Regions from separate parts of the Homo sapiens genome. Here region 1 is linked to region 2. A link is an interaction called in ENCODE POLR2A ChIA-PET data of the cell type or tissue named here. Cell type or tissue: GM12878. All regions are shown on one strand. Links, peaks and the distances in the headings refer to the core of each region. The heading gives the core; the rest is flanking DNA.

The links. ChIA-PET counts read pairs that join two places held together with the same protein. Peaks named below come from ENCODE experiments on the same cell type or tissue, not always from the same donor. Only the 100,000 strongest peaks of a DNase experiment are listed, where the experiment ranks them.
Region 1: POLR2A ChIA-PET joins it to region 2 with 8 read pairs; 2 of 35 experiments call an interaction of 5 or more read pairs at or near these places.

The regions. Positions count from the first base shown.
Region 1 is chr12:94,987,811-94,992,203 of GRCh38, reverse strand. The region is part of intron 3 of NDUFA12 (NADH:ubiquinone oxidoreductase subunit A12); the gene reads left to right. Among named protein-coding and RNA genes, the nearest start is that of NDUFA12, 14 kb to the left of the region's middle. RefSeq lists an enhancer at 2,332-2,843. In GM12878, for the core only: no CTCF peak of the experiment used is centred there; a DNase peak (open chromatin) is centred at 1,833; H3K27ac peaks cover 1,098 bases.
Region 2 is chr12:94,654,749-94,659,141 of GRCh38, reverse strand. No RefSeq gene overlaps it. Among named protein-coding and RNA genes, the nearest start is that of TMCC3, 6.4 kb to the right of the region's middle. In GM12878, for the core only: no CTCF peak of the experiment used is centred there; no DNase peak of the experiment used is centred there.

The DNA.
Region 1 (4,393 bases), core at 107-4,106, 330 kb before region 2:
AGTACTTATATCTGTTTCATAGATTGCTGAAATAATACCATACAGTTGATATACAATTAAACTCTGGAGCTCCTTTCCAGTGGTCTAGAAAATTTCACCCAAAAACTAGAAATAAGTATATCTGGTGGGCTGTGACATTTTATTTTAATTGAATTTGATCATCAGAGCTAGTTTTGGGCTGTCTTCAGTAGAAAGTGGGATAATCTCAGTGTATTTGCCTCTGTTCTAAAGAGTCACTTGGAAACCCAGATATGTGACATAAGTGAGTGAAGTGCAGCTATGAAACAATAGGACGTAGTGGAGACTGCAGTGAACTGAAAAGTACAGACTTGTCAAAGAGGGCAGCAGGCTTATTCAGCAACCTGCAGTTCCATCAGGTGAGAATTCTGCGAAGGGTTTCTGGATGATTTTTCAAAGGTGGACATCTGTATTTATTTGTGAGACTTCTTGTTTTTTCTTGCTTTTTTTTTTTTTTTTGAGATAGCGTCTCACTCTGTCGCCCAGGCTGGAGTGCAGTGGCACCATCTTGGCTCACTGCAACTTCCGCCTCCCAGGTTCAAGCAATTCTCCCGCCTCAGCCTCTCAAGTAGCTGGGACTACAGGTGCCTGCCACCGTACCTGGCTAATTTTTGTACTTTTACTACAGACAGGTTTCACCATGTTGGCCAGGTTGGTCTTGAACTCCTGGCCCCGAGTGATCCACCCACTTTGGCCTCGCAAAGTGTAGGGATTACAGGCATGAGCCACTGCACCGGGTCAGTTCTTTTTTTTTTCAATTAATTTTTAAAAATATTTGACATTTTAAATACAGCATTATCTAGCAGAACTTTTCACAATGACGGAAGTGTTCTTTATCTGCCCTGTCCAATAGGGTAACCACTTGCCACGTGTGGCCCAGAACATTTTATTATTATTAATATTATTATTATTTTGAGACGGGGACACTCTGTTGCCCAGGCTGGAGAGCAATGGCACAATCAGTCTCGACTTCCTGGGCTCAAGTGATCCTCCTGCCTCAGCCCCCTGAGTAGCTGGGACTACAGGCATGTGGCACCATGCCCAGCTAATTTTTTTGTATTTTTAGTACAGATGAGGTTTCGCCATGTTGCCCAGGCTGGTCTCAAACTCCTGGACTCAAATGATTCGCCAACCTCTGCCTCCCAAAATACTGGGATTAGAGGCATGAGCCACCACACCTGGCCTTTCTAGAGCACTTTAAAATGTGGATAATGCAACTGAGGACATTTTAAAATTTTTATTTAAGATAAGTAGGCTACTCGATTGGACAGAATAGTTTGTTTGTTTTTCAAATACTGTGAGCTAAGCAAAACATATTTGTACTGTACATTTTTGCTGAGCTATAACCAGATTTCAACCCCTGTTCTACTACTTGGACTAATTGTGAGCACTGACTGTGTCAGTGATGTAATTTGAAGAATATGATAATGGATAATATCTTTAAAAGCTCACTGGGGCTTGGTGTGGTGGCTCATACCTGTAGTCCCAGCACTTTGGAAGGCTGAGGCATGAGGCTCGCTTGAGGCCAGAAGTTTGAGACCAGCCTGGGCAACATAACAAGGCCTCATCTCTATAAATAAAAAAAGTTTTAGAAAATTAGCCAGGCATGGTTGTACATGCCTGTAGTTCCAGCTACTTGGGAGGCTGAGGTGGGAGGATCCCTTCAGCCCAGGGGTTTGAGGTTGCAAGGAGGTATGATTGCACCACTGTACTCCAGCGTGGGTGACAGAGTGAAACCCTGTCTCTGAATAAAAAAAGCTCTTTGGTTCTTACCGTGAGAAAGCAGCACTGATTAGGAGCTTTCTCATGCTACATCATTTGGGGATTGCTGTTGCACTCTTTTTAGTGGGAAATAACAACCTGTGGTTCCGTTAAGGTCTGAGGAGCTGTGGGGTTTTTTTGTTTTTTTTTTTTCCACATTCTATGTCTCTTTATTTTTTTCCTTCAACTTTTATTCTAAGCTCCAGGGTACATGTGCAGGATGTGCAGGTTGACATAGGTAAACATGTGCCATGATGGTTTGCTGCACAGATCATCCTATCACCTAGGTATTAAGCCCAGCATGCATTGAGCTTTGGTTTTAGGTTTAGAACCATCAACCTTCTCCAAAGGGGCATTCTATATGTTAGGAGGACTATTTGAGACCAAGGTGTCAACATGGAATTCAGGCTTTAGGAGCTGAGGTGTCCTGGTTTTTGTTTAACTGAGAGATTGTTTCTTGGGTGGAATTGGTCCTGGGAGGCTATAGAAGGCATGTGAGCTGTCTTATTCAGATTGACATCTACCTGCTTCAAAATGTTCATCTAACATTGGTGCTCAGGGGCCACATTTTGGGAGATGAGGGGTAGGGGTGTGATTTCAATTATGTGCGATTAATTATGTTTAAAATTATAAAATAGTAAAAACCTGAAAAGCTAAAAGTTCTATTCAGTGGAGCAAGTCCTTTTATTTGATCTGAGACCACATGAAAATGAAGCTAAGAGCTGTAGAAGATCACTCCAGCAGGTGCCTAAGGGCAAGTGAGGATTCAAAGCTGCATTTCTTTGTGGAGAGGAGCCTCCTAAGGTCTGAGTACCTTTGATGACCCTTATTTGTATGGGAAGCTTCACGGCTTGTGATGAATCTTTTTAGGGAGAAATGGTGTTGAACAAGCTTAGCTGTTTGTTTCTCAAACCCCTCTTTGTTGACCGTGACACACTGTGGAATTCTAAATCTGTGGATTCTTACCTTTGATTCATGAATAAATTTGATGTTGGGTTGATATATCTCTAATTAGAGAGCTAGGTATTATCACGTGTAGAGAGTAATTGTACAGATACAATTTATCATCCCTATTCAAATAACTATTTAGTACCTACCAGGTGCCAAGAACCTGGGGTAAAGCAGTGAATAAAACAAGGTCCTTGTTTTCATAGGGGAAGGCAGAAAAACATCCTTTATATAATTGTGGTAATGAAAAATGCAAGGAAGATAATATGAAGCTGGGCCTCATGGGAATCAAGAGCAATGGAAGGGTCAGGTGGCTGTTTTATACAGCAGTTAGAGAAAGCTTCTTTGAGAAAGTGACATTTGAGGAAAGACGTAGAAGCGGGGAGAAAGCGTTCCAGGCAGAGGGAACCACAGGTGCAAAGCCTGTATGTTTGAGATGTATTGCTTGGTCTGTTCAAAGAACAGCAGTATGGCCAGTTTGGCTGGAATGGAATGAGTGAGGGGAAGATGTTAAGAAACGAGGTAGGAGAAATAGCTAGGGCCCAAATCATGTAGATGTTGTAAGATGAAAGGTTCTTGTATCGGCTCGAACCCTGAGAGTGCATCAGCAGACAACATGGCAGTGTGGAGCAACACACTGTTTTAATGAGCGCCTGGGTGCAGGTGGGCTGATGCCTAAAATGGCGTTAGCACCAAATGAGGATGGGGCAGGGGTTTTATAGTCTCCTGTAAACAGGAAGTGTCTCAGTCTGATGTAACTGCTACATAGTACCTGGACGGCCTGCCCCTCAATCTTCAAGGGGGTATGTGTCTTTCGGCCAGCTCTCTTCCTGCTTCTGCTGTCTTGCTGACCCACGCTGCTGGCCCAAGCTTGGGACTGGGCCTGAGAAGGGAGGAGTTATTCATCTCTTCAAGCTTTCAGGCCTCAGGGAGAATCTTTCAGTAAGCCATGGTACATACTTCGGCTTTTTGTCTGAATTTATTTGGAAGTCACTGGAAGGTAAGATAGGGTGTGATCTGATTTACAGTTTTTTAACATTTGGAATAATCCCGAACTTTCAGAATCATTACTAATATTTTAATAAAAGTAAGTTGCCAAATTGATGCCCCATCACTCCTGAATACTTTAGTGTGTACGTCTTGCAAACAAGAACATTGTCCTACATAACCACAATATGACCATAAATATCAGGAAAGTAACAAAGATACACTATGAAAGGGAGGCAAAATTTTACCCTTATCCTCTTAGGGCTTTTTGGTTGGGCTTGAGAATTAAAGACATGTTAACAGGAGAAAAGCATACAAATTTATTTAATATAAGAGTTCCGTGATGTGGAGCCCTCATAAGGGATGAAGACCCAAAGATGCAGTTCATGTTGAACACTTAGATACTGAATTGGACAAGGAGTAGAACACTGAAAATGAGAAGACAAAGGGACTTGGGCTTGAGTAGGTTAATTGGGTGGAGAAGTGACTAAGAAGATAAAAGTTAATTTAACAACGTTTGTGCAGATTTCCCTTGACCTCAATTTCCTGTCCTTGATGTAGAATGATAGTTTCCTTCTGGTATAGGGAGGATATCTTTGATGTGGGAATTTTTTCTCCTGCTTTCAGAAAGAAAAAGGCCATATTATTCTTGTGCCTGCTGTTTTTCTTTACCTTTTTT
Region 2 (4,393 bases), core at 88-4,087:
TGAAAAGAAATACATTTTCCTTTCCTTTACAAGAGGCTTGTACTTTTGTTTTCAACATCTGGCTTTCCTTGTCTCTCCTTCTCCCTGCTGTGATGACCATAGGACTGAAACATCTAAGGAAGTGAGCTGCATGAGGAGACCACCTCCTTCCTTTGTCCTACTACCATGCCAAGCACATAACTATCCTGGCATCTACAGCAACGTTTTTGGAGGTGTCTGCCTCACTGTCTAGATGGGCTGTCCCTTCTGGATGTCTTACTCATTTCTATATTCTCAGCACCAAGAGCAGAGGCTGTCACACCAAAGGTGCTCAATAAATGACGGGAGAATTCACAAATGTCATTAACTACTTAGTAGCTGAAAATTGGTAACATCCATCATTCAGTGAATTTTCATCCTTTCCTATTACCCATTCCAACCCCTTAGGAACAGACACTAGTTTTTGCTTATGTCGGAGTCATTTTTTAAAACCCCAATGCCTAGGAAATAAGTAGACATTTAATAATGTTGATCTCATTCACTCAGCAAACATTTATTGAATACTATGTTAAGAACTGTCCAGAATACCTACATGTACCTGGAAAGTACAGTCCTTTCCTTCAGGTAACCTATACTCTAGTGTGTGTAGGGGGGAAGCATAGAAATTATCACATGAAATATTTAAAGAATATAATGTATTATAACCTTTGTATTGAAATAATTAGTCCAGACTGTAAATAGTTGAGCAGTTCACAGGTAATCTGGTGTGGACTGACCACAGAAGACTCAAGCTAGTGGCCTGAGAAAACTCTAGAGTCCTTGGTGCCCCCACTAGAATCCTCTGTTGATTCTCCCTTTATTTGTGCTGTTCAAAGTTCTTGCCTTCTCTTGAAATGCTGCCCTTTTCCTTGTCTTCTTTCTGCCCATACCCTGCATTGAATGTTGCATCAGACAGGATTCTTTGGGTTGCAGGAGTCAGAAACCCCATCTCTAACGGGCTTGAGCAAAAAGAGGAATCCATTGCTTCATATCACTGAAAAGGTGGTCTAGGCAAGGCTGGTGTGGTGGATTGGCTGCCAAAATGGCAGTCAGCAATTTCTCCCATCTATGTGCACATCACTCCTTCCCTCAACAGGTAGACCCCGTTTCTCCTCCCCTGGAGTCTGAGCTGGACTTTTGACTTGCCTTGACCAGTAGAATGTGATGGAAGTGATAATCTGCCAGTTCTAGGCTAGGCCTTAGGAGATTTGGCAGCTTTTGTTTTTGCTGTGTTAGAAGGCAGCCACCATGTAAAAAAATCCAACTACCCTGATGGAGAGATGAGAGACTATAAAAAAAAGTATTTAAAAAAGTATAAACAGGCCGGCTACAGTGGCTCATGCCTATAATCCCAGCTTTGGGAGGCTGAGGTGGGAGAGGCCAGGAGTTAAGATCAGCCTAGGCACACAGCAAGACCCTGTCGCTACAAAAAATAGACAGGCGTGCTGATGCACCTGTAGTCCCAGCTACTCAGGAGAATGAGGTGGCAGGATAGCTTGAATCTGGGTGTTTGAGGCTGCCGTGAGCTATGGTCATGCCATCACACTCCAGCCCAGGTGACAGAGTAAGATAAAAAGTTTTTTAAAAAACTATAAACATATAAAAATAAAGACAGAGGCCCGGCCAGCCCCCACCATTCCAGCCACCCTAAGTCTTATAGGTGCTGACACGTTGTTTGTAGAAAAATCAACTCAAACTATGTTTTTCCTCTGTTCTCACACTACAAAAACAATAAACACAGAAGACTTCTGTGACCAAATATGGGAGAGGGGTTTCCCCACACACCAAGCAAGCAATCAGTTCTGGACACCAGCTGGGTGTCCTCCACCTCTACCTGGAGATAGCGTCAGACCCCACAGTTTGAAGGCAGAGTCCCCAAGACTGCCCTTCAAATGCCAGTCACAAGCCCAGGCCTTCAGAACTTCGGGCCAACCGGCTTCATGTTGGGGTTCCCATGACCCCCTCTTTGGGTTTGATTAATTTGCTAGAGCAGCACACAGAACTCAGGGAACCTTATATTTTACATTTACCGGTTTAGTATAAAGGATATCAGAAAGGATACAGATGAAGAGATGCATGGGACGAGGTAGGGGAAGGAGCGCAGGGCTTCTGTGTCTTCCCTGAGTACACCACCCTCCATAGATGTCCAGCTATCCAGAAGCCCCCTGAACCCTGTACTCTTCGGCCTTTTATGGAGACGTCACTGGGTGGGCATGATTGACAACCATGTAGAAATGTGACTGGACAAAAGGGTATATGATCTAGTACTAAGAGACTGAGTGGCGAGACCCAGCAAGGCCTGTCTGTTCAGATTCTTCTTGGCTTCTCTGTGCAGCATTCTTTCCTCCAGGGTATGGAGCAGGACCCCTTCTAAAATGAACCTTATGTCCTACAGTCAGACAAGGTAGGTCAGAGAATTTCTTCATGGCCAGCTGCATGACAGAAAGGCGGGGGAAGATTCCTTCCTTCAGGAGAGAAAAGAGCAGCTGGAACAAGGGTAGGATAAGGCTTCTGAGGCTGGCTTCTGGGATCTAAAGTGCCCCAAAATCATGACAAGAGACTATTACAGGGGCATTGGTAATTATAAGCCAGGAACCATGGGTGAAAACCAATGTATATATATATATAATAATGTCACTCATATGAATGAAGCCATCTTGGACACCCTACCCCCCCCCCCCCAGTGCCACATGGAACAGAGAAAAGCCACCTCACCTCCCTTGGAGGCCTGCCCAGATTGCAGAATCATGAGCTAATGAGAGGTAGTTATTGTTGTAAGCCAACACCTTTTTTTTTTTTTTTTTTGAGATGGAGTCTCGCTCTGTCATCCAGGCTAGAGTACAGTGGCGTGATCTTGGCTCACTGCAACCTCCGCCTCCCGGGTTCAAGCAATTCTCCTGCCTCAGCCTCCTGAGTAGCTGGGATTACAGGTGCCCATTACCACTCCCAGCTAATTTTTGTATTTTTAGTAGAGATGGGGTTTCACCATGTTGGTCAGGCTGGTCTCGAACTCCTGACCTCAGGTGATCCACTCACCTCTGCCTCACAAAGTGCTGGGATTACAGGCGTGAGCCACTGCACCTGGCCAAGCCAAAGCATTTTAAGGTGGTTTGTCATGCAGCGATAGCAGATGGAAAATGCTGGATCTAGTGCTCTAAGGATTTAGTAAGAAGTCTTTCTCCGTTTCATGGCTCTGCTTTCCCAGGGAGGCTGTCTTTATATGGTGGAAGGATGTCCACTACAGCATCAGGCTTGCATTGTACCAGCTTAGCAATGCCCACTGGAAGGGCATAGGCTTTCCCAGCAGTTCTGACAAAAGTCTGGGGATGACTCTCATCTGCTCTGATTAGCTCATGTGCCCATCCCTGCACAAGCCACAGTGACTCTGACTGGCCAAGGCTGGATGACATGCCACTCTCTAGATCCAAGGATGGGAATGGTCCACCTTATCTAAGCCATTTGGATTAAAAGTAGGAGTAGGGTAGGTCCCAATAGAAAACCTAGGTACTGTCTTCAGAATAAGGGGTGGGATCCTGGGCAGGCTGAAACAACAAACACGCACTACAAAAGTCAAGTGTAGTCCTACCTCTTTCCATAGGCCTTTCACTCCAAACTTTAAACTATTACAGCTCAAATGACCTGGTCTCTTCTTTGGTGCTTTTAGCATCTGCTGTCTTGTTGTGCTCCTTCCTTATAGTTTGCAAGTAAATTCTTATTTCACACCTTAGGTATGAACCTTTGTATTTCTTATTGTTCTGACTGCATTTGTTATTTTAACAGTGCGATATTTTCCATACTTTCTGCAGAGAGAGGCTCTTGGAGGTATCAAAAGCACAGAATTCTTACATTGACAGGAGGAATTTGCACCTGCGCTCTCCCTCTCTCTCTCTCTCCAGGGCTGACAAAACCCTAGGCATTGGCATTGCGTCCAAAGGAGGGGATGTGGTCTATTTTCCCCTTGGGTTCTGCCTCCCAAAAGGAGACCCAGATGGTGATCAGCACTGCTTGTTTTCTTTCTGTTCTGGGGAGCTTGCTCTTCTGCTATTTAATTTGTATATTTTTAAAAAATAATTTTGTATGAGTGCCCAGCAGAGCAGCTTTTGGGCAACTAGCTTATGAAATAAATTTAAATGATCTAAAAAAGAACATCCTTTGTTAATTGACATTTAAATGAGCCTAATAAAGTTTTAATTTATCCTTCTCATTGAGGGTCAGCATTCCAGGATGGAATTCTAAGAAACATCAAGACAGTAATAGAAATGGAAAGTAGATGCCTGTTGGTACCCCCAAGCAAAGCCCAACCCTGGTTTGTCAGGGCCTCTCTGAGTTTATTCACACGTAAAGTGCTATTATGTTTATTTATTTGAGAAGGTAC